2 separate regions of the Homo sapiens genome follow, and region 1 is linked to region 2. A link is a loop called in an ENCODE intact Hi-C map of the cell type or tissue named here. Cell type or tissue: ovary. All regions are shown on one strand. Each heading gives the region's core, and the rest is flanking DNA. Links, peaks and the distances in the headings are about the cores only. Region 1 overlaps MAML3 (mastermind like transcriptional coactivator 3). Region 2 has its middle 100 kb from the start of MAML3.

The links. A loop is a pair of places that touch in the nucleus more often than their neighbours do. Peaks named below come from ENCODE experiments on the same cell type or tissue, not always from the same donor. Only the 100,000 strongest peaks of a DNase experiment are listed, where the experiment ranks them.
Region 1: a loop joins it to region 2, with 2.6 times the contacts of the local background. A loop is called at or near these places in 8 of 110 quality-filtered maps.

The regions. Positions count from the first base shown.
Region 1 is chr4:139,907,992-139,917,885 of GRCh38, forward strand. All of the region lies in intron 1 of MAML3 (mastermind like transcriptional coactivator 3), which reads right to left. Among named protein-coding and RNA genes, the nearest start is that of MAML3-AS1, 220 kb to the right of the region's middle. RefSeq lists a silencer at 1,124-1,418. In ovary, for the core only: no CTCF peak of the experiment used is centred there; a DNase peak (open chromatin) is centred at 5,739; H3K4me3 peaks cover 480 bases; H3K27ac peaks cover 2,335 bases.
Region 2 is chr4:140,248,795-140,258,688 of GRCh38, forward strand. It overlaps a transcript of SCOC not described here. Among named protein-coding and RNA genes, the nearest start is that of MAML3, 100 kb to the left of the region's middle. In ovary, for the core only: CTCF peaks have their summits at 3,782, 3,985 (motif pointing left) and 4,553 (motif pointing left); DNase peaks (open chromatin) are centred at 3,477, 4,107 and 4,567; H3K4me3 peaks cover 1,256 bases; H3K27ac peaks cover 2,500 bases.

The DNA of each region.
Region 1 (9,894 bases), core at 4,756-7,255, 340 kb before region 2:
TGGATGGTGGACCTATTGTAAGCTTAGAGTGAGGGGCTCTGGGACCTAGAATCACGTCTCTCATGGCCAAGCTGTATCCTCTCTGGAACTCAGTTAACTATGCTCTGCTGCCATTTTTGCCCTGGACAAAATCTCTGAAGTCCCCTATAGATCTAACAGCCCAGAATTGTATAATCTGTCTAGGTTTACTTGTGTATAGTTGGAAGATGAACAAACTGACATTTTAGATTTCCTTTCAACTTTATGTAAACCATATGTTTACATATTCTCTTCTAAAATATGTAACTAATTCCTGATTTTGAAAATAGTAAGTTTGTCTATCACTATTTCTGTATACTGTGTAGTAAAACCTGATTAATCCAATTCCTGCTAATTTTGCATTTAGCTGTAACTTGGCTAAGGGCCAATTGAATATTTATCCTTATGTACAATAAAAGCTTACTGTGTAAAAGAATAGGTATAATAAAGGTTATAAGGGGAATGTTTAACCTACTTAATATAGAAATGAGTCTCAAAAACTCAAGAACTCAAATTTAAATAAGCAATTGATACATGTATTATGAATTCTTCTCAGATATTTAAGTAGTTCCCCAAGGATGTTTATTTACTAACAGCTCACTAGTCTAGTTTGAATTACTGTTGTTACTTTTAAATATATCACAAGCAGTATATATTTACTACCATACTTCAATTCACATTCTTCTCAATTCAGGCAGCTGTTTGCCCAAATTAGTTTAAATTAGGGAAAGTCTATTGTATTCATAAACTTCATGTAAACAGCAGAAATGATGACTATAAAATTTGTCTTAGGTTTGTTGGAACTCTGAGCTTAACTTCTATCTGAGATTCGCAGAGAATGAACATGGAATGATTAATGGCCATTACTGATTTCTTGCAGCTGTAACTTAACAGAATATGTATACTCTAATACAGTACCCATGGTAATTATCTCATTACTATGAAGTGTCACAGAAATACATTATGCGAAGTACGCCCTGAATCACATTTAGCAATTTCTTTTTATGTTTTAAACCTGCAAGCTTAGTGTTGTCTAGTAGTTAGAGGTTTGCGTGGAGGTCTGGGGCTTAGCATAGGACTCCTGCACTCGAACTGGAGTTCCTTGGCAGAAGCAGAACCAGTTTCGTGACTCTGATCACTCTGTTAAACTTTTCTGTACCTCAATTCCTAATTTGAAAATAGGCATATTCACATCTGACCCCTACTATACCTCATGGAAAGGATTAGTCAGATTATGTCTATAAAACAGTTGGCCACCATGAGGAAAAGCATTAAGGAAATTACTCAGCCCTCTGCAGTGGTGACTTCTCTAACTGCATGAATATTTAACGAACAGGTATACATAATACTTGACACGTCTATGGAGCTTTTGATGCAAGTATCTCAACATCGCTGAAAGAAATACATACCAACAATTATCAAAGACCTGGGAAGCATCAACTCACCACTCAGAGAGGGCAGACATAGAACAGCTTAGTTTTTAACATCATACTGTTCAAGACCAGTGGTATAGCCAAATACAGTTATCCCACAAACCCAAAGATAAGGCCTTAAACCAGGTGCGGTGGCCCGCACCTGTAATCCCAGCACTTGAGGAGGCCGCGGTAGGTGGAGGTCAGGGGTTCAAGACCAGCCTGGCCAATATGGTGAAACCCCATTTCTACTAAAAATACAAAAATTAGCTGGGCATGGTGGTATGTGCCTATAATCCCAGCTACTCAGGAGGCTGAGGCAGGAGAATCGCTTGAACCTGGGAAGTGGAGGTTGTGGTGAGCCGAGATCACCCCACTGCATTCCAGCCTGGGCCACAGAGTGCGATGCCGTCTCAAAAAAAAAAAAAAAAAAAAAAGATAAGGCCGTAGAAATGAGGCATCCAGCCATACACATGAGTCTGCCTGAACAATATATAAGCACAGAAGTTCCCTAAGAAAGTAAATGCATAGTTGGAAATGAGTCCTGTTAATTAAATGAGAGGAGTCAGCAAAGAGATAAAAAAAAACAGTATTGGTGAGAGATCAACATAAAACATCATCAAGAAAGTAGGACAAAACAAAGAAGAATAATTTGTGGTCAAATTTGTAGTGTCAGTTGCAGCTCTGAAATGAGAACTAAGAGACCACTAGGTTAGTAACCAAGTAATTCACTGAGAATCTGAGCGAGGGTTCCTCTATGACACTCAGCAGCCTCAACATCACCTGGGAACTTGTTAGAAATCCAAATTATCGGCCAGTCCCCAGGCTTTCTGAATCAGAAACTCTGAGGGTGGGGCCCAGCACACTGTGGTTTAATAAACCCTCCAGATGACTGTGATGAGTAGAATCCTTGCACAAGAACTGTGTTGTTTGTCCAACATTGCTGAGAGGATGCACTGTGCGATACTTCAGTCACTAGCTGCATGTGGCTACTGAATACTTGATATGTGGCTAGTGCTACTGAGGTACTGGCTTTTAAATTAAATTCAAATTTATTTAAATACTGAGGTATTTATTTTTAAATAAATTCAAAGTAGCTACATGCAACTAGTGGCTATTATATTGGACAGCACAGTTGTAGAATAGTACTGTAAATGAATGCCAGTTTTTGGTCAGGGAACTGAGGCAAATGGAGATATTAGGAACAAGAATGGAGATATTAGGTGTGACTCTTCTATATAAGAAATCTTGTTGCAAGAAGGAAAAAAGGCATCATAGGTTGTATGTCATGAGGTGAAGTTAAAGGCTTTTTCAGGAGAAGTAAGTTCTGAGTGGGTGTGAAGGAGAAGGGAAGTCAGGAAGCAGGACCTATTGACACTAAGGAAGGAAGGACAAGTGAAAATGTGTGTTGGAAAGTCCGAGAAGTATAATACAGGCATACAGATATATATAATTGTGGTTAAAATATTAGTAAAAGAAAATTTACCATCTTAGCCATTTCTAAGTGTACAGTTCGGTGGCATTAAGTACATTCACACTGTTGTACAACCATCTCTCCACCATCCACCTCCAGAAATCTTCATCTTGCAATACTGAAACTCTGTGTTCATGAAACAACTCCTCATCCTCTCCATTCCCCGGACTCTGGCAACCACCACTCTACTTTCTGTCTCTATGAATTTAACTACTCTACGTACCTCACATAAGTGGAATCATACGATATTTATCTCTTAATGACTGGAATATTTCATTTAGCATCATGTCCTCAAGTTTTGCCTGCATTGCAGCATGTCAGAATTTCCTTTTTTTTTTTTGCGATGGAGTCTTGCTCTGTTGCCCAGGCTGCAGTGCAGTGGCGTAATCTCAGCTCATTGCAACCTCCGCCTCCCAGGTTCAAGCAATTCTCCTGCCTCAGCCTCCTGAGTGGCTGGGACTACAGGCGCACACCACCACACCCAGCTAATTTTTTGTATTTTAGTAGAGACAGGATTTCACTGTGTTGCCCAGGCTGGTTGTGAACTCCTGAGCTCAGGCAATCTGCCCACTTCGGTCTCCCAAAGTGCTGGAATTACAGGCGTGAGCCACTGCGCCCAGCCCAGAATTTCCTTTTTAAGGCGGAAAAATATTTCATGGTATATTGCTATGGTCTAAATGGTTGTCTCCTTGCTGAAATTCACATGTTGAAATCCTAACCCCCAAGGTGAGGGTATTAATATTAGGTAGGAGGTGCAGCCTTTGGAAGGTGATTAAGTCATGGCAGTGGATCCTTCATGAAAGGTAGTGCCCTTATAAGAGGCCCCAGAGATCCCCCTCACTCTTTCCATCATGTGAAGACATCGGAAGAAGACAGTTGTCTATGATCCAGGAAGCAGGCCCTCTCCAGACAAGAATGTGCTGGCACCTTGATCTTGGATTTCCCAGCCCCCAGAACTGTAAGAAATAAGTTTCTGTTATTTATAAGCCATGTAGTATTTGGTATTCTGTTACAGCAGCCTGGAAAGACTAAAACATATGTACATACCACACTTGGTTTATCCATTCATTCATTGCCTCCACATTTTGGCTATTGTGAATAATGCTAGTAATGCATGTGGGTATACAAATATCTCTTGTAGACCCTGTTTCAGTTCTGGTGGCTAAATATCCAGAAGCAGAATATTGGATCTTATGGTAATTCTGTTTTTAATTTTTTTTGAGAAACTGACATACTGTTTTCCATAGTGGCTGCATCATTTTACATTCCCATAGAGGTGCTTGTTTTTGAGACAATGAGGAAGGGCATATCAATGCCATCAGAAGAGTGATTAAAAAACAAATGTGGGGGAGAGATTTGTTGAGATGGAATGGGGAGAGGTGGAGACAAAGAAGTTTGGCTCTAATAGTCTTTCTTTTCTCAATGACCTTGACACAAGGTTATCATCTCCAAGGAAGAACACTGCTAAGGAGGAAAAAATAAAGGTTGAGGAGAGAAGTAAATGAAGGTTTCGTACAGCTAGTCCGTTACAGGAAAACAGGTAACATTCTGAGCTCTGAAGCAGAAGTCTAGGCACTGTTGTGGGTTAAATTGCGTCCTCCCCAGCAAAATGATATATTGAAGTCCTAAACTTCAGTACCTCAGAATGTGACTTCATTTGGAAATAGGATCTTTGCAGATGAAATTCATTAAGATGAGGTCATACTGGAGTAGAACAGGCAAAACCCAACACAGCTGGTATCATCTTATAAGACGACAGCCATGTGAAAACACGAAGACATACAGGGAGAGTGCCGTTTGACGGCGGAGGCAGAGACTGGAGTTACGCAGCTGCAAGCTAAGGAATGCCAAAGACTGCTGACAAACTTCTGGAAACCAAGAAGAGTTAAGGAAGGATTCTCTGCAGAGTCTCAGAGGAAGCACGGCCCTGCTCACCCTGCTGACACCTTGATTTTTACCTTCGAGCATCCAGGACTGTGAGACAATCCATTTCTAGTGTATTAAGCCACCTAGTCTGTGGTATTTGTTATGGCAGCCCTAGGAACTAATATAGCCACAGGGCATGAATCTGCAGTAGGACAAGGTCATCCTATGCCAAGGCCAAAATGAGTATTTCCAAATTACTGTGCATCCCACCTGTGAGCAATATGCTTCCTGACACACAGTGATAATGTAGGTAATAAGTCAATGTAATACATATTTTGAATCACAGTCCTTACTAAAGGGTTTTCTTTCTGTCTTTTCCAGGCATAAATGAGGCATGCATATGAACACACTAAATTGTATGCTTCTAAGAACCAAGAGGGGAGAAAAAAAATCTCAGTATCCTGGGGCAGAAATATGTGGAGTAGATGTGTACAAGTAATGCCTTAGTGCTGTCATCATCTGGAAGTTCTGGATTTTATTTCACCTAATTTGTCCCCTAATTTTTTTTTATGGATTATAATCCTAAGTATGGCTCTTACTTCACCTGTAAAAGTCAAAGACATATCTAATTTTTAAAATTTCTAAATCTGTCTGCTTTTTCCTTTTTCTGACTTTGGTCTTTGTCCTAAGTGCCAATGATTTTTGGATAAAAAATCCAATTATTTTCCTACTTTTACACTTGAGTTTCATGGGGGAAAAGTCAGCATTAATGGTCTGGTGATGAGTGCGAACAGATGAAGCCATCTAAGAAAAAGCTGTCGGTTATGTACTCCTGGGTGACTCTCTCAGAAGCAGACGTTCAATGGCTGTGAGAGCAAAAGAACCAAGGGGCTGTGGGGGTGTCAGCGCTGCACTGATTTCAGTGCAAGACAAGGGTTTAGGTCCCGCATAACATCTTAACAGAAGACTACGGCGGGCGCCCCTTGGAAGGGTAGCTCAGCTATTGCTGATATGGAAGCAGTGTGGATTATTTGGTTAGGCAGAATAACCTTGAACATCTGCCAAGTCAAAACACAAGTCATAAAAACAAACACAAAGCTTTCCCTGGCTGCCCACTTGCTCTCTGCCTTTAAAATATTTCTTGCTTTTGTTAAAATTCACCTTCATCCTAGTAAAAGAGGAGGAAAAGAGTTGTGAACTGCAATTGTAAAGAAAAAACATCCAGTGATAACTACATTAAAATTTTTTTTTTACAAGAAAGTATCCAGTAACAAATTGTTTCCCTCCTCCCTTCCTTCCACAGCTCCTCGTATATATATTTTTAAAAGCATTTAGACTTTGGCTTTTTATGAAAGGCATACAGTAAAAGTATCACAGTTCCAAAATTCCAAAGCAATTTCACAATCATAATGAAATGAGGGAGGAAATGGTTTTGTGAAGGTCTTAAAAACAATCACCCCACGTTGCTATGTGAAGCATCTTTATACATTATAAAGGGCTCGGCAAAAATTAGTTCATTCATTCAACAGGCACTCATCGAGCATCATTTATACACTAGGACCTATGTAAGAAGCTAGGGATGAATAAGACACAGTCTGCCTGGTAGAGCTCACAACAGAGGGAGACAGTTATTATTATTATTGATTATAATGTGGCTAGGCTTCTCCTGCCCTATTCCTACCTCCAGCCCCCAGGAACCTTGATTTTAATTCACAAAGCGCCATATTGTGGGGAGGAAAAAAAAAGAAAATGACCACAGTAAATCCTGTAAAGGTGGCAGGTCTCTCCAGAAATAGAGCTAGACTGTGAGCTTAGACCTCCTTTAAACTAATGGCAAGGAAAGAAAAGAACACAGCAACATGCCTAACCCAGATGTACCAAACCCGACCACAACAAACAGCTAGAACTAAATGAGAGAAATTCAACGTTAATTGGGAGAGAAAATGATGGAGAGGACAAAAATCAATTAAAAAGGAAGATGAAACCAACTGGAATAAAGTTAAACACATCTTTCCCTCCTTGTCTTTTTCCCCAGAATTGCCCCAGAGTGTCACCTGAAGAAAGACGTTACCTTCAGCTCCACTGGAGACTTTGAGGTTTCACAGACAAAGGGAGCCAAGTCTGGAGTGGATAACCCAATTTCCACATGTTTTGGTTTTAATTCAGATGAGCCAACTTGAATATCAAAAGTCAGGTTTTTTTTTCTCTGATGTGATTTTATGCCTGCTTAAAACCAGTGGCTAAGGAGAAAGGGCATATACAATGAATCTAAAATCATTCAATTACCTTAAGTCAACCGGGAGGCTTATATTTACTGAAAATAGGCATTCAACTCCCATATTACAAAGACATGCAAATGACTCCCATGTTGCAAAATATTCTGGATAGTTTATTACTGCTCTCTGTTGTTGGAGGAGCAAGGAAAAAGGCTTGAGAGGCTGATCAGGAAAATACTACATTTGTCAGTTGGCAACAGCAGCAGGTTAACACAGCCTCTTGAATTAACAGCTCACAGGAAGAGAAAAAAACCAACTCCTCTTTGGAAGCAGATTCATGCTGCAAAATTATCCAAGTTAATTTCCTTCAGTTAATTATGTCAGTTTCCTTATTAGCAAAGGGAGATGACCAAGTCTAGTCTCTATCTAACGACTCAGAATGATGAGGTTAGCTGGCCCCATCTCTATGTTTAAACCTAACGTTCAGACAGAGCCTCATAGAACCTCATGGGCAGAACTTGCCCTAACCAGTATTTAGTTCTGCTCTTAGTACTGTTTAACCAAGGATTCTCTCAGAAATGTCCGTGTAGGCTACGATTGAGATCTACTAATGGCTAAGTTACCACACTGCTTCATCTCAGAAACCTGTGTGTATGAATCCAAGGTACGAAAGCATCCAGTATCCCTTGTAAGTCTGGTGGCTAAGCAGCATTGGCGGGGGGGCGGGGATCCTCTGAACCCACTATAACATGGCACCTTATATGGAGTGGGGGTTCACAGTGAACATGCCCTGACCTCCTCGTTATCTTAAGCAAAATTTTGGGGTGATGAGGGGTAGGGATGGGGACAGGAATTCCTCCGGAATCACTCTGGAATCCGGGTCCAAGCCAGAGTAACCCTGCTAACACAGACGAACCAAATTTACTGCTACTCAGACTGGCCCCAACCATTTATGCACTCCTCAACGTTATCAGCAAACAGCAAGCTTTTCTTGTGTGTGCATCCATTAAATACCAGGCAAATTCAAGATCTTTTCTCTTAATTCCCACATCAACCACGCAAGGTAGGTTAATAAACATCATTTACACAAATGAGGAAACTGGGGCTCAGGGAGATTAAACAAATTGCCCAAGGTCACACAGCTAGTGTGAGATTTGAATTCCAAAGCCTGTGCTTCTCTGTTACAAGCCTCACCACTTGTGAATAAAATGTGTTTCTCATTTCCAAACTATTCCACAGCCTGGCTCCTGAGATAGGAAAAAAAGGAAGGCATCCTCAGAACTGCTTTCTCCCCTCCATGATTGGCTGGCATATAAGAAGTTACTCTCTGAAACTGGATCTCCTATGAGGGCTGTTGTTCTTTCAGCCGTTCTCAGAACATTTCTGCTACTGAGTTACTGAGTTATAACTATACATTGGCCACTAACCCAATGCCAGCCTGATCCTGAAGAGAATGGTGTTGGTGACAGCAGGCCACCTGTGTGGGGTCATGGTAATGGCTAATCCTACTGGTGACCACTTTCCAGGGATATCACTACTGAAGCGCCGATATAAGGACACATTTCCCAGGAAACCAATCCTGCTCGTAAGCATGTATGCTGTGCTCCAGGTGGCCATGGCCTCAGCACTTAAAAGTCGAGAGGGCCACCAACCATGGTTCTATTGCAAGAGTTGTAAAAATTTGCACTCGGCAGCCACTGCCTTCACCCAGGTCTTTCTATTTTTCTTTATTAATAGCTTTACGTTTCCTCTTATTCATAAGATAAGGCTAATATTGCCTAGTTCAGAAAAGGGTTGTAGGGGTTAAATAAGGTACATAAGCAAATGTATCCACCAATGGTACTTGAAGACTTTTTGTAACTTTCCTCTCCCATTAACAATTTTATAGTGACTTGCAGGGATTTTCAAGTGGGCGTTCTTTAACCTCCCGTACAATACCATAATAAAATATAGAGATAATGCAGATATACATTTCTTAGATGACAGAACAAGGGTTCTGTGACATTGATAATGCTGAATTTTTAAACTGGAGGTTTACATAAAAATGGATTTCCAGAGTTCTGAGAATGCTAGAAAACTGTATGCAGAATTTTGTGGGTATGTGTCTTTTTCAGGAAAGAAGGTCCAAAGCTTTTCTCAGATTCTCAGTGCGGCCCATGACTCTCCAAAAGTTCAAGAACCACTCTCCTGTAGGTTAGCAGTAGCAAGATTTGCTGGGCCTAGCTGTAAAGTCTTGCATTTAAGGCAGGAAAACCTGTCTCATAAGCAGTTTTGTTTTCCTTGAAGTTTGAAGCCGTGTGCTCTTGAAATTCTAGGTTGCATTAAATGTATGTATGTTCTCTGAGTCCAGGGAGACATAGTTATGCTCTGAACTGATGCCATCCAATAAGGTTGGCTTCCATTCTGAAATGATCACTCTCATCAGGTGGCAGGGCAGCAAGAGGGTAGTACCAGGGGAAAGAAGGCCCCAGAAACCATGTCAAGTGAAAAGGAGGCGAGGAAGCTGAGGATATTTTGCTAGAGAAAGAGGAGAGTTGAGGAGGGGGAATGCCACAGCTCCTCTTGAAAAGGTAATGGTTTGCTATGTAGGAAGAGAATTAGATTTGATCTATGTAGCTCCAGAACATGGAACTAAGATCAATGGATGCAAGTAATGGGGAGAAAGAATTCAGCCTCTATATAAGGAGAAACTTTTAAAAAACGATTAGAGAGATTCAAAATAGAAAGGGCTGCCTTGTGAGGCTAATGAGCTTCCTGTCCCTTGAAGTTTTCATACCAAGGCTGCATGTTCATCTGTCAGGGATTTGCAAAGGGGATTCTTTATTGGGTGGAAAGTAGGAGAAAATGACCTCTATGATTCCTTCTAATTCCATGATCCGTCTATTAAGGTTTTATATCTCTTATTAAA
Region 2 (9,894 bases), core at 3,201-5,700:
AGTCTATTACTTTCTTTCCAGATCATTTGGAATAATTTATATTCCTTCAGACTTCATATAGCTCCAGCTTGTCTGTGAGGAGTGGGTGGGGCCTGAAGTCTTCCTCTGGTCCTGTGGGTGGACAATGACCTTGCCTGTCTGGCTCTTGGGCACCATGGTGAACTCTCCGGGTGGGGGCTGGCTACACTGAGTGTGTGTGGGACCAAAGTAGTAGGCACCAATGATCAGATGCATCAGGAACAAAGAGGGAGGAGGGCAGGTTCCTGAAAATAGAAAGCACATCACAAAATAGATGATGAGTTGATAATGCCTTGAGGCCTTTGTTCAGGAACACTTCGGCACTATAAAGGGAAAAATGACAGTGCCATATTCTTCTGTGAAGTGTGAGTCGGTTTTCTTCAAGAGTCTTCCCAAAGAAGGCCTTGTGGGTTGTGGCTAACTCAGTTTTCCATTTTTATCTAGATTTGTTCTTTAACGCAAGTGTTATTCTTTTCCAAGGCTTGCTGTATCATCACATTAACAATAAGATAAAACTTGACAAAAATTCACTGAAAACAATAAATGTGGTAATTGCATATTCTTGTCCTAGGTATTCCCTTTTTGTTCTCAATTAAAAAGCAGTTCCAGCAGTTGTGTATGCTGTATCATTTGTTCACCTTAAATAAATACTTTTGAATCTAAAAATATAGCAGAAATAAAACTTTCTGAAAAAAATAAAAAGCTGAAACAGTGTCACATCAAAAATAAGAAATGGATTTTAGGGGATCGGGATGGTTTTCAAGAGGTTGATGTTTTCTGACAAGCCAACCCCATTACAGGCCGCTATCTAGGGGATCTAAAGTCTACACCAAATAACCAGCCTAGAACTCTAGCAGAATAGTATAAACACCCACTCAGATATCTTAGATTCGTTTACACTTAAAAATATGAGTTAACTATACGCATTGGCAGATATTTCATCAAAGTACAGATTTCAAGTAGCATTTGGTCAGCCGAAGACTATTATCTAGTGATTTATTTTAAATAGCTTTGCTTAAATTAAAAACATGATTCTTTTTTTTTTTTTGACGAGTCTCGCTCTGTTGCCCAGGCTGGCATGCAATGGCACTATCTCAGCTCACTGCGACCTCTGTGTCCCAGGTTCAAGTGATTCTCCTGCCTTAGCCTTCCGATTAGCTGGGATTACAGGCACCCAGCTAATTTTTGTATTTTTAGTAGAGGCAGAGTTTCAATATGTTGGTCAGGCTGGTCTTGAACTCCTGACCTCAGGTGATCCACCTGTCTCAGCCTCCCAAAGTGCTGGGATTACAGGCGTGAGCCTCTGTGCCTGGCCAAAAACATGATTCTTAAGTGTGAGCAATGGTGAAAATTTGTAAGACTTCTATTAGATAGCGGTACACAAGAGTTTGCCACTGCTAGGGTCATGGACTCAGCCTCACGTCTCTATCTACAGGTAACTGGTCCTAGAACTGACCCAGGAAACTTCAGAAAGAAGCAAAGTGACCTGACCACTTTAGCATTCACACCTGATCCATGGAGCAGCCTGGCTCTGTACCCTTCAGGTCATCATAACCTGTCTCCTCCCGTTCACCTGCAGCCTTTTTAGAGGCAGGCTGCTAACACGAAGACAGAGATCTGACACAGCCTCCTCTTCTGTGCTCACACTTCTCCCATGACATGCTGGAACCAGCACATCAGAGCAGACACACTCGTAATAAGACCAAAAAGCAGTGACAGTGCTGACAATTTTACACCTAGGCCAGGTGCCAGAACCGACAGTGGGGAAGAGGTGCAGGGAGGGAGGGGGATACCGTACTCTGAACACTTTTTTGAAAACACAGGTTAGGGTTACTATTAACTTGCTGCTACTAGGAGACTCTGGTTTGAGTTTTGTTGTTGTTGTTTTTTTCCCCTAGATCCTTTGAAGGTGGGGCCTCAGGTGAGGTCAAAAAAAGGTTTTTAGATCCCAGACATATATGGAACTAGCAGAGCTGATCATTTGAGGGGGCAGAACCCTTATTATCAGCCCCACGTTGGCCAATGGAAGCCTGGGACTTTTTTCATGTTGCCATGTTCGTCATCTATACAGCATCTATGCACCTCAAATAGGCTGAAATATTTTTATCTTACAGTTGTTTTGTGAGTCAGGAATTCAGGGATAGCTTAGCTGCATGATTTTGGCCCAGAGTCTCTTTACCAGGCCAAGCTGTTGGCCAGGGCTGCTGTCATCTGAAGGTGTGATTAACATTAGAGGATCCTCTTCCTAGAAGGCTCACTCACACGGCTGGTGAGTTGCTGCTGGCTGATGGTGGAGGCCTCAGTTCCTTGAAACATGGACCACTCCAAGCAACTGCTTGAGTGTTCTCATGACATGGTGCCTGACTTTCCCCAGAATGAATGACGCAAGAGACAGCAATGTGGAAGCCACAATGCCTTTCATGGGCTTGAAAGTCACACTGTCATTCTGCAATATTCACTTGGTCACACAGGTTAGCCCTGCTTCATAGGGGAGGGGAATATACAAGAACATAAATACCAGGAGGCAAGGGTCACTGGAGGTCATCTGGGAGGCTAGCAACCACAGCTGCCTATTGGTCCTGCCACTGCCTCTGGGAATCAGTCTGCCCAATGCCTGAACAGCTATATAAATCCGATGCTCACGGAAATTCTCCAGTATCCTTTTAGAGAAGGGTCCACAGCTCCTGACCTACTTGCCTCAGGTGGGTGCTGGCTCAGTCCCTTGCCCTAGCCACCACACCTCTGGCTGGGCGGCAGTGTGCATGTGGGGACGGCTAGGAAGGAGGCCCTGATGAGCCAGACACACAATCATGGCTTAGAATGCGACTTTAAAGCCAGGCCCACCCCCAGAGACTCTTCGGGCTCTAAAATGGCCAACTAAACCTAAGTAAGTGTCTGAGTTACACCTGTGAGGCTCTGGGGAGAATGCGGCCTCACTGGATTTCTGCTCTTTTCCTGGAGGGAAATAACCTTGCTGACTCAGATGGGAGTAAGAAGCTGTTAGCAGTTGCTGGGTTCACCTTCGATGGAAATCTGGAAATTCCAATGAACCACCATCATTTTCTGCAAGATAATCTAACCTAATTTCAACTGTAAAATTTAAATTTTCAAATGTACTGAAGAGATAGTACATGCCAGGCATTTATACACAGTATTTCCCTTAATCATCACAAAAAACCTGTGTAGTAGGTATCAGGCCCACCATTTTATAGAGGAGTGAACTGAAGCCCCAGAGGTTAAACTCCCAGCTAGCAAATGGGGGAGCCAGGGTCTGCCTCCCAAGCCTGGGTGATAGGGCTCTGTCAGAACTCTCCAAAAGAGAAGGGGCATAAATCACAGGTCTATCCAGGGAGCGGAGGGAGAGGGGGAGTGCCCCACACAGTCACAGCAGCAGGGCAGGAGGAGGATGGGGGCTGGGGGCAGCGGAGGACAGATGGGAGCTCCTGTTAGGAGCCACGTTTCCTCGGCTGGGAACCCCTACTGCTGAGTCTCTGCAACAGCGATGCCAGGTCTGTCTCAAGGGCGGCAAACTGTGCCTCTCCCTCCTCCTGCAAGGAGAGTCGGGTTGTTCATAATGATAGGTACTCTATGCCAGGCTTCCTGCCAAGTTAAGAACCACTTTTTAAAAATCTTCACAACATTCCTAGGAAGTAAGTATTATTCCCCGCATTTGATAGCTGGGGAGGTGCGGAGTTGGGGACTTTAGGAACATCCTCAAGGTCACAGAGCTCCAGGGTGTCCATGCTCACGTTTCAATCCAGGCTTCTGACTTTAGGGCCAGCAGAACTCTTTAACATCATGTTCCACCAGGCAGAGGTTGGGGGGTCAGGCGACCACATGGGCCGTTCATCTTTGCAGGAACTGACAGCGTTAGCCCCGACACAGAGGGCATGGGCCCCGCGGCTCCACCGGGAAGGGGGCTCGCCCGCCGGCCCGGGCACCCCCTGGTGGGGCCTCCCGCTCTCGGGCTCGGGCAGAACCCGCTGCTCAGGGGCCCGCGGTCAGGTCAAGGAATCCTCCTGTGGGCCTCGGCATTCCTCGAGGGGAGGGCGACTCCCGTCGGGCGGGCCTGCGCTCGGGGTGGGTCCGGGCTCCGCGGCCGGGATGGGTGAGCTGGGGAGGGAGGCGCCCAGGCTCGGGCAGGCGTCAGGCGCCGCGGCGCGTGGGGCTGTGCACGCGGTCACCATTTTCCTCCTGCTGGTCTGTGTGTCCCTCCGGCGGGAGCCGAGGCCGGCTAGGCCGCAGCAGCCCCGCGCCCAGGGAGAGAGGAGGAGGGGAAGAGGCCGAGGGCGCCCTGCTCCTGGGTCGCCGAAGCCCCGGAGGCTTTGTGTATTCGGAACCGGATTCACCACCTCCCCCGCCACCCCCGCCTCCCATTCCCGCTTTCTTTTTCCCTGACCGAAGTCCCAGTAGAGTATCCAGCAATTAGCACGCGAGGAGGGGGTGGAAGGCGGCGGCGGCGGCAGGGGTGGGGGCGGCGAGACCCCGGCTCTGGGCTCGGCCCCGCGCTCCGCCTGCGCTGCCTTCGTGCGCCACCTACCGGCTGCTCGGGGCTGCTGCGGCGGCCGCCAGAGCTGTTCCTAGGCGGATCTTGATCTCCGTGGACAATAGACAATGGGATTTTTTTTTTGGAACAATGATTTATTTTTGGGGGTGGGGATAAGGAGGAAGGAGGGAGGGAGGGAGGAAGCAGTAGTGTGTTTGTCATCGCTTTAGAAAAAAAATCTCTGTTCTATCATTGTTTCTGCATATCCATTATATTGAGGACAAAAGAATCCCGTTCTGGAACAACAAAGCCAAGGGAAATGTTTTCTGTGGCTGACATTTAATTGTGTGCACAAGGTGCTACATTATCATGGGGAGAGATTGTAGAAAAGAATAGGGCAAGCCTCGGTTCAAAAGCCTGACTTTTCTGCTTTAAGATGTGAGCTTACATGTGCCCCATTTTAGATTGTCTCATATATCTCCACTCATGTTATACACGACGCACAATTCTCCGTTTCCTTATAGTTTTCCAACCCACCGCAAGCATTCCTTGCGGATTATTTTTGCACCACTTCCAAGGTCTATTCCTTTTACAGTTAACAGGGATCATCATGTTTTGCTTCACAACCTCTCTACATGTTTCTTTTTTAGAAGCTGTTAGGGACCTTGGAGAACACGTAGTCCAACCCTCTCATTTTACAGATGAAAGAGGTAGAATGCCTAGTCCAAAGTCACACAAATAATTAGAGAGGGAGGCAGGACCAGACCTCTTGTTTCCTAATCCCTGGTCCCTACGACCTGCTATTTGATGTCCTAATGCCCAGCACTCCTGGACTTGCTCATTCCATGGCCTCCTTTCTGGCAGGAGAAACCCCCTCACAGCGAGTTGTGTTCCACAAAGATGGGTGCTAATTCAGGCCGAGGGGACAGAAGTACAAGCTTCCTGGCTTGGTAATCCCTTTTACCCCCCTTTCTGCCCCACCACCTCTGTAGCGTGAAGAAGGGGAACAGTGTGGGTGTCATCTTAATTTATTCATTTCATTATTTTGCTGTGATAAGTTAATATGTAAAACCTATTGCAGTTGTCCCCAACTCTCCAGAAAACATTCTCCCCTGGGATGCAGGGACTGAGCGCCACCTCTGATACTGGGCTAAACCAGAAGCATAACAAGAAATGTGTTCCATCTTTGGAAATTGTACTCAGTGGTCTCTTGGCAAAGGTGGTTTGCCCTTGGGAACTTAAATGATATGGATTTCTTTCTAAGGCTCATGAAAAATCCTTGGGAAGAGGCAGATAGCTGATCATGCTGTAGAACAGAGACATTTTTCTTATGCCACCTTCCAAAACACTACAACAGACGGCGCTCCCCTTTAAACTATTACTGTGTCACACTGAGACAGAAGAATTTTCAAGTTTTAAATGAGAAGCTCAGTAAACATCTTTGCACATCCAAAATGAGTCAACCCATCATAACAGCCTGCTTGTTTTAAAAGTTGTTCAGTCTGTTTAAAGCAAATAGACCAATCTCACAGTCTGCAGACAACCAGACAACAAGCAGAGAAAATTTCAAAACAAAAGGCCAGAGCATTCCCTAACTCTCTTTAAACTGTCTTCTAAAAGCATAGAAAAGAAGAAAACACACTTGGGTTGTAAACAATTTCTAAAGCTTTCTGCTGGGTTTTGGCACTCTAAGAGAACTGGTTTATACAGGGGCCATGTGACAGGGGCCTGTTAACAGGGAGCTTAGATCTCTAAACCTCCTAGTTTTCCTTTGTTTGTTCCTTTTTTTTTTTTTTTCCTACAGGGTACTGATTCATCCTGTCTCCACAGAAGGATCCACAGTTCAATGATATTCTAATATGGCAACCACACACTTACAAACACCTTGCCTCAAGGATTTTGTGAGAATCAAATGTGATCAAATGAGATAATGTAGGTGAAAGTACTTTAAAAAGCCTAAGGTACTCTTCAGATGTGAGGTCTTACTCCCTTGTATTTGAGCGTTTGAAGGCATTGAAATCATTAATTGGAGCACTGCTGTAACTGTGCTGTAGAGCTGTGATTTGGCCTTTTTTTTTTTTTTTTTTGACAGGGTCTCACTGTGTTGCCCAGGCTGAAATGCAGTGGCACAATCTCAGCTCACTGCAACCTTCACCTCCCAGGCTCAAGCGATCCTCCCACTTGAGTCTCCCAAGTATGGCCCGTTTTTCAGATAGGAACTTAGGGTTACACTTCAAGGGTAAAGCTTAACGTAGATTAGAGCATATTCAAATCTCATCTTAAAGAATATCCTCACATCATGTTGGAATCTGGTAAATGCTAAAATACTGGTGACTCATTGCTTCCCCAATGTCCTTATTTGGTAGCATGCAAATAAAAATGATCATTTTCAGATTTAGATTTTCTCAAACCGTGGTGCGAGCAGCTATTTTTACTTTTGCTTCAGTCACCATTCTCTGTAGTAGAAAGTGTATTTAGAGTTGTAAAAACTGTTTTTCCATTTGCAGCCTAAATTTAAATATAGGATACAGCCACCAAAGTACTCTCCTGGTCAGATACAGGAGTCACGATAGTGAAATCCAGGACTTCTGACATGTAGTCCTCATTTCCATCCATTTAAGGACTCCATATCGCTAACTTCACAAGTGCTTCATGAGACCATTTCCATAGCACTTCCCCTTAGGACACCTCAATTGACTTGCAGATGTTCTATTGCTAATTCTCTTAACAGTTGTATTTGAGAGTGGTGGGTCCATTGGAAAGATATCTGACTTGCAGAAAGTGAAACCTCACCCAGTCATCTGCCTTCTCTCTTACAGGCCATGGGACATATACCCTGTACTTGGCTCCACAAGAAATGACTGATGTCACCAAAACATGAGCAAATCTTAGAACCCTAATTTCCCAATAGTTGTTGTCCTGTCCCACCAAAACCAAAAGTTGGGCATGGTGGCTCACACCTGTAATCTTAGAGTGTGGGAAGGCCAAGGCAAGAGTATCACTTGAGGCCAGGAGTTTGAGACCAGCCTGGGCAAAATAATGAGACCCCCATTTCTACAAATAAGTAAATTAATTAAAAGCCCAAGCCTGCTATCACATTTCTCCAGGGGTCAGAGCTGGAGTTTACCTCCTGCTCAAGACACTGGCTGCTGGGTCAGAGGAGATTCGGACACATCACCTGGTTTAACCCCAGGACTCTATGTGACCTTCATCCCAGCCCTGACTCAGCAGCCTGCCCTGTGACTAACTTCCTGTGACTGGGCTTTCAGATGTTGATGTTGATGATGTCCCTGCCAGGATAACCGGTCCAGATTGGCCAGCTGTGAGAATAATTCAAGTGGGTTTCAGGTAAATCACTTTCTGATCACCAATCTCTTTCTCTTTGATAAAATATCCTGTGTCTCTTGGGGCCAGGTTGGTGGCACTAACTCACTGGATGCTTATGTTTATGAGGCTTTTAGGGGTAGTTAGATGAACCTTGCCAGTTCTCCTGTCCTGGCTGCCCTCTCTTGTTTCAGATTTTGTGATGGACTGGAACACTTAGACCCAGAATCTGACACCAAAGCCTGATGAAACATGGGGCAGTGCCTGGCCACCGAACCTGCCCCCAGAGCAGGTGGCTAGAGGCAGGAAATAAAGAGGATGCTGGTAGGTGTTGCACCTTAGGCAACAGAGTGTGCTCTCTCTGCCTAAAGCCACCTGCCCTATACCCATCCCAGATGGGGGCTTGGTCAGTGGGGCCTCCTCCACCTCCCCTCCCCAGACTCTACCATCTTTACTGGGGACTTTGGCCCCAGTAAATTCTTGCAACATATGAAATGCCCAGTGGAAATGCAAAATAATCACGTCATCTTTCACACATTTATGGTATGTTGGCAATGTTTCTAATAGCCACTAAGGGACAAGAGTTTATCTTTCTATCTTACATCTCATAAATCTCTTCCTTTTTTTCATCCCTAGTGTAAATTGTGCTTAGACCAATAACACATTTAAAATTATAGAGCTTTTCATCACTACGGAGATGCTCTTGCCTATGATAGGAACGATGGCTACATCTGAAGCTGAGCAAATTTATCTTTTCTCTTCGTCTGCATCAGGGTGACCTCTGGAAGGTAAGTGAAAGATTTTCACTTAGCTGGGCACAGGCTTTGTTCAAGGCATCTGCTTGTAAGAGCCAGTATTTAAGGGGGAGGTTTGGGCCTAGGGGAGAGCCTGGCAATCTGTGTCTCTGTTCTTCTTCAGAGTTTCTTTTTCAGACTCCAAACTGAGGGCGAGTCATCTGAGCTCTCTCACGGCGGTGAGGAGCCTGGGTTGTGTAAATATAGGTCAGTTATTTAACCTGTCTCTGCCTCAGTCTTCTTTGGGGATAATAATAGCTCTCATAAGTTCATTGTGAAGATTGAAAGCATAGAATGTGTGAAGAGCTCAGCACAGTGCCTAGTGCATAATAAGCACTTTTAAGTGCCAGCCAGCATCATGATCATGACTGTTTCTATCCTCCCGTTTCCATGTGGCAGCCTTTTGCTTTGCCAGGTCCCTAGAACTGCTGGAGGAATCCATACACCAGAGATGTCGCTGCACTTCTGGCTACAGTGCCATGACTCTTCATATCAGTCTCTGCCTCTTGGGCAAGGAACAAGCACAGGCGGAATTGGTGACAAGCTGGCAGAAACTCCAATCCCAGGCATGAGTGGGGTCCTCAGACAGTTCTTGCCTCTTCTTTCCACTGCTGACTGCTGTTCCTCACATAGGTCGTCCGGCTGCTCCCACTCTCAGCCTGCCACACCTGCACAGCATAGTGGACTGTTGCCAGAGCAGTCTGCGGAGGTGCTCTTTCCACCCTCCGCCAAGCACTTGAGCTCCATTGAGTCTTTCTGCCCACACAGCTCTAGAGGGCCCAGACCCAGGGTGGAAATAACCCCCATTTTCTGGCTGTGATGAGATGTTTATTAGGTAGTTATTTCTCCCCAGATTTTACCCATATCAAATTGGAGAATTCATCTTGTCCCCTTTTCCAGAAGTACAACCTCATCTACCATTTTCTGCAGTGTTCCTTGGTTCTCCTTGAGGCCAGCTTCTGTTTCCAAATGTATAGGAGACATCTCTATTCCTATCTCCGTCAAACACTGGATTTTTTTGATTAAGGGTTACCCTAAGACATTTTCTACCCTCCTCCAGATAAGACACACTCCATGTAATTAGGCCGTCCTTAACCAAAGCACTTGCCCTTCTCTCTGGGATGGGAGGTGAATGCCATGCCAATCTCTCTCTCCTCTGACCTCACCACTTAAAGTTCCTTATTTACCAGAGATTCATTCATTGTAGAAGCTGAAGAAGCGCTTTAGATTGTGTCTGAGTTGGAGCACAGTGAATCTTCCTCCAGGGCTTCA